Linked DNA regions of Homo sapiens: region 2 is linked to region 1. A link is an interaction called in ENCODE POLR2A ChIA-PET data of the cell type or tissue named here. Cell type or tissue: GM12878. All regions are shown on one strand. Links, peaks and the distances in the headings refer to the core of each region. The heading gives the core; the rest is flanking DNA.

Region 1 (2,801 bases), core at 45-2,544:
CTCAGCACGAAGAAGCAGAGGAAACCCAGCCTTTGGAGTGATATGAACCTGACTCTACTTCTTGTTTTAACCAATTACTAAGCCTTGTGACCTCGGGAAGTCAATCATTATGTCTAGTACTCCTGTTGCCTAACTGTAAAAATGTGAAGGATTATTACGTACATAAAAGCATAATACCAAAAATAGGCACTAACTGATTGTTAGTTTCCGTCCCTCTCCTACAACAGCACCCTGACTTTGGAAACTAACCCTCCACGAACTGAAAGCATTCTCAGAATATACTGTCCTTAAAAAAAGAGGAAGGAATGAAGGGAAAGAAAAGAAAAGAAAAAGGAGAGAGGGAAGGGAAAAGGCAAAAATTTTTAAAAATACTTTTGGTCCTGGTTTACAGGCCACCACAATAATTCAAGTAAATTAGCATAATCCAGAGAGACAAAAACTTTTTCTATTTTTTACTACACCAAAAAAGCTCATAATAAAATTTCAAAGTATTAAAAAATAAATGAAAGTAATCCCTTCCCTTCCTCCATCCCAACCCATCCCATCCCTCAGAAATAATCACTGTTAGCACTCTGGTGTGCACATATACACATACACATACATACATATATATTTTTGTTGCCAAAATTTTACTGCAGATATCTGGAAAATAAAGAGTAGCATAAAGAAGAAAAATATGTAATCTATACAACCGGAAAAAATTTTAAGCTGCAAATAAGTTTCCACAACTAAATTTACATTGTAAAACACATGATGGGGAAAAAAAGGTCTTTACAATAAATATGGTACAAGGACAACTGAATATCCACTATCCACAGGCAAAATAAAATTGGATTCCTACCTCACACCATACAGAAAACTAACTTAAAGTCGATCAAAGCCCTACTTAAATGTAAGCATTGAAACTCCTGGAAAAAAGCATAGGAGTAAATTCTTCATGAACTTGGGTTAGGCAATGATTTCTTATGCTGTGACACAAAAAGCAAAAGAAACAAAAAAAAAACATAAATTGGACTATATCAAAATTTAAAACTTCTGTAAATAATAATCAAGAAAATGAGAATACAATCCACAGAATGGAAGAAAATATCTGAAAATCATCTATTTGACAAGACACTGGTCTCCAGAATATATACAAAAAACACAATTCAACAATTTTTAAAAACCAAATAACTTTAGAAATGAGCAAAGGATCTCCAAAGAAGATATACAAATGACCAATTAAGCACCTGAAACGATTATCAGCATCATTAGCCATTAGAGAAATTAAAATCAAAACCACAATGAGATACCACTTCACATTGACTAGCATGGCTATAATTAAAAAGACAATTAGAAGCATTGGCAAGAATGTGGAGAGAATGGAACCCACAAATATCGCTCATGGTAATACAAAATGGTAATATAAAATGGAAAACAGGCAGTTCCTCAAAAAGTTATACACAGGGCTACTTTATGTGTTAAATGCTGAGGATGCATAAAGGATCAGAAATTCAGATAAAGCATTCCCAGAACAGTGATTGATCCTGTTTGTTTAAAAAAAAAAAAAGACAATGTACTCAACAATTAACTAAAGTACTTGTATTTCTCTTTACAAAACTAAGTTATGTAAGAACTAAACATTTTAAATTGAAAATTGTTTATCTGGTTCTTTGAACTGAAAATCCTTTTATATTCCCACCTGTGAGTGTACACAACAAGGTGAAGCAAATGCATTAAACCCAGTAGGTCTCAGGACAGGAAGCATTTACACTCAGAGGCTATCCCACAGAGCAAAATCCACACTGAAGACTAAATCATTTCACAGAACCCTAGATTTAGATAAACTTGGAGACAGGAGAGCAGCTGAAGAGCCCTTCTCTTTCCTCAAGGTTGTCTACACATCTAAATCAACTTCACTGGGGGAGCATAGGGGCTGCTTAAGGGTCTAAGACAAATAAATTCTTCTATGCAATACTTTACATTTATTTACAAACGGTCTATCTTACACTAAGCTCAAAATATTCCACTGAGCTACTGCAGAAAATCTGGGTGCGAAATAAGAAAAGACAATCAGAGAGTGTATACTCATAAAAGGAATTAAAAAGAACAAAATGCCCAAGAATACAGTATCCTCACAAAAAATACCCTAAATGAATCTAGTAAAAATTTGGCAACCCATATTCTGGAAAGATATTCTTTACAAGTTAACCTGTATGTCTTATGCAACTTCCAAAGTCCCAAAGAAAGTAATACAAAATTAAGTGGTTTTGAGATACTAGTCAGCTTTTTCGGAAAGAGGGTTAGAGAGGACTTACTTCCTTGTATTATGAAACAAAAAACGCTCTGATGAATTAAAAGGGTAGTTTCTTTCTTTATTTCTCTTTTTTTCAGACAAGTCTCACTCTGCGTGCCCAGGCTGGAGTGCAGTGGCATGACCTTGGCTCACTGCAACCTCCACCTACCAGGTTCAAGCGATTCTCCAGCCTCAGCCTCCCGAGCAGCTGGGATTACAGGTGTGTGCCATCACACCTGGCTAATTTTTTTGTATTTTAGTAGAGCCAAGGTTTCACTATATTGGTAAAAGGGTAGTTTCCAAAAATAAAAACATGTACAAGGAAATTTAAAATTCTCCTATTAGTGTCTGGAAGGATGAAGAATTTCTACTATTTTAGGTTGAGAAAGAAAGCTAAAGGCAAAAGATCAACAGACAAAAATTTAAACAATTTATAATTTCTAACTTATCCAAGTTTGACTCCAATATTTTTACCAAAGGATAAATATCTCTGCTTCAAAGAATCATAAAAACATTACAACAGCCT
Region 2 (2,801 bases), core at 194-2,693, 68 kb after region 1:
GTTTGAGACCAGCCTGGGCAACATGGTAAAACCCCATCTCTACAAAAAATACAAAAAGGCCAGGTACAGTGGCTCATGCCTTTAATCCCAGCACTTTGGGAGGCTGAGGCGGGTGGATCACCTGATGTCAAGAGTTTGAGACCAGCCTGGCCAACATGGTGAAACCCCGTCTCTACTAAAAAGACAAAAATTAGCCAGGTGTGATGGTAGGCGCCTGTAATACCAGCTACTGGGGAAGCTGAGGCAGGAGAATCACTTGAACCTAGGAGGCGGAGGTTACAGTGAGCCAAGATCACACCACTGCACTCCAACCTGGGTGAAAGGCAAAAATCCGTCTCAAAAAAAAAAAAAGTTTCAAAGATAAAACAAAAATCTTGTTAAAGATAAATACACGAGATGCTAAAGAAATAATCTACTTCTTCAAGTCATGCTATCAATTTGCACCAAAATTTTCATTTCCTATGTGTAGGTGTTGAGGGTCTTGTACCCATGATAAATGACATACACCTGTTCTGGGCTGACTTTTGTTCCCCAAAAGAGATATATAGTACTCCAAGGGGCTGGGCACAGTGGCACATGCCTGTAATCCCAGCACTTTGGAAGGTCAAGGCCACAGCATCGCTTGAGCTCAGGAATTCAATATCAGCCTGGGCAACATGGCAAGACCCCGGCTCTACTAAAAATATAAAAAAATAGCCAGGTGTGGCAGTGCACACCTGTAGTCCCAGCTACCCGGGAAGCTGAGATGGGAGGATTGCTTGAGCCTGGGGTTTAGGGGGCTGGAGGTTGCAGTGATCCAAGTGCCACTGCACTCTAGCCTGGATGACAGAGGGAGACCCTGTCTCAAAAAAAAAAAAAAAAAAAAAGATATGTAGTACTCCTAACATTCAGCACCTCAGAACCTGATCTTAGAGACAGGATCTTCAGGCCAGGTGGCTTCCCTTCCTCTCCGCGTCAGTCTGTCCCACCTCAGCTCAGCCCACCGGAGACAGAGGGTGCAGGAACCTGGAGGCGGAGGTTGCAGGAAGCCGAGATCCTGCAACTGCACTCCAGCCTGGGCGACACAGCAAGACTCCGTCTCAAAAAAAAAAAAAAAACCTTACAACAAAATGATGCAGCCCGGGCGCAGTGGCTCACGCCTGTAATCCCAGCACTTTGGGAGGCCGAGTGGGGCGGATCATTTGAGGTCAGGAGTTCGAGACCAGCCTGGCCAACATGGTGAAATCCTATCTCAACTAAAAAAAAACCAAAAACTACAGAAATTAGCCAGGCGTGATGGCGCATGCCTGCAGTCTCAGCTGCTTGGGAGGCTGAGGCAGGAGAATTGCTTGAACCCGGGAGTCGGAGGTTGCAGTGAGCCAAGATTGCGCCGATTGCACTCCAGCCTGAGTGACAAGAGCAAAACTCCATCTCAAAAAAAAAAGAAAATGCAAAGTCACCTAAGAGACAGTTTAAATACATAAAAAGCTCGATGCCAAATAAAACTGGATGGGTCACTTGATAAGTGGGATTGATAAAAAGCAAGACAGCTGATATTATATAATTCTTATTTGCTTCGATATTTACTGGGGAAGGTAGAGGGGAAAAGCTATCTAAATTACTCTTAATAAGCATACAAATCTCTAATAGTGAATCAAATGCATCATTAAATATACTAAATTCCTCAAACTGATATGTCAGATGTCAGGTAGTCATGAAGACCCAAAATAGTCTCCATGGGTTTTTTGTTGTTGTTTTTTTGAGACAGAGTCTCACTCTGTTGCCCAGGCTGGAGTGCAGTGGCACCATCTCGACTCACTGCAACCTCTGTCTCCCGGGTTCAAGCCATTCTCCCACCTCAGCCTCCCAAGTAGCTGGGATTACAGGCATGTGCCACCACATTTGGCTGATTTTTGTATTTTTAGTAGAGACAGGGTTTCACTATGTTACCCAGGCTGTTCTCAAACTCCTGACCTCAAGTGATTCACCCAACTCGGCCTCCCAAAGTGCTGGGATTTCAGGTGTGAGCCACCACGACCAGCCCCTTCTCTGTGTTTTAAAGGCATTTAAGTATAAATTATTAAACTGCAGGACAGAACATATTAGCTGACGGTCATATGAGTGACCTTCTCTAAATGCCAGGAGGATAGAATCCACTTTTCCTTTATCAATATTTTCCTTGCTCAACTTCTGACATATTAGGTACTCAATAAGTATGTGCTGAACCAAAACGAACAAAAAAATGCTGTCATCAAAGTAACTTCCATCTACTCAAGTAGGCTGCAACTTCAAACTGCCCAAACTAGCAAATCTCTAATAAAGATGGGCTCAGAAGACATATCAGCATGAATAACCTTCTGAGGAAAAGACAACATGGATTCTAAAAGTGGACATCACACCACACCAGTTCACCCAAATTCTCTGAGAAAATAAATATGTGTGGCTGGGTGACGGTGGCTCATGCCTGTAATCCCAGCACTTTGGGAGGCTGAGGCGGGTGGATCATGAGGTCAGGAGATCGAGACCATCCTAGCCAACATGGTGAAACCCCAACTCTACTAAAAATACAAAAATTAGCTGGGTGTGGTGGTGAGCACCTGTAGTCATAGCTACTCGGGAGGCTGAGGCAGGAGAAACGCTTGAACCCGGGAGGCGGAGGTTGTAGTGAGCCGAGATCGCACCACTGCACTCCAGCCTGGGCAACAGAGTGAGACTCTGTCTCAAAAAAAAAAAAAAAAAAAAAAAAAAAAAAGACCTGAGTGGCCACAGGATGAGAACATTTACTGTAGACTGGACATAACTGAGACACAGAAAATTATAGG

What was found. ChIA-PET counts read pairs that join two places held together with the same protein. Peaks named below come from ENCODE experiments on the same cell type or tissue, not always from the same donor. Only the 100,000 strongest peaks of a DNase experiment are listed, where the experiment ranks them.
Region 2: POLR2A ChIA-PET joins it to region 1 with 6 read pairs; 20 of 35 experiments call an interaction of 5 or more read pairs at or near these places.

The regions. Positions count from the first base shown.
Region 1 is chr17:46,139,537-46,142,337 of GRCh38, forward strand. All of the region lies in intron 2 of KANSL1 (KAT8 regulatory NSL complex subunit 1), which reads right to left. Among named protein-coding and RNA genes, the nearest start is that of KANSL1, 52 kb to the right of the region's middle. In GM12878, for the core only: no CTCF peak of the experiment used is centred there; no DNase peak of the experiment used is centred there; H3K4me3 peaks cover 1,210 bases; H3K27ac peaks cover 1,338 bases.
Region 2 is chr17:46,207,772-46,210,572 of GRCh38, forward strand. It overlaps a transcript of KANSL1 not described here. Among named protein-coding and RNA genes, the nearest start is that of KANSL1-AS1, 16 kb to the left of the region's middle. In GM12878, for the core only: no CTCF peak of the experiment used is centred there; no DNase peak of the experiment used is centred there.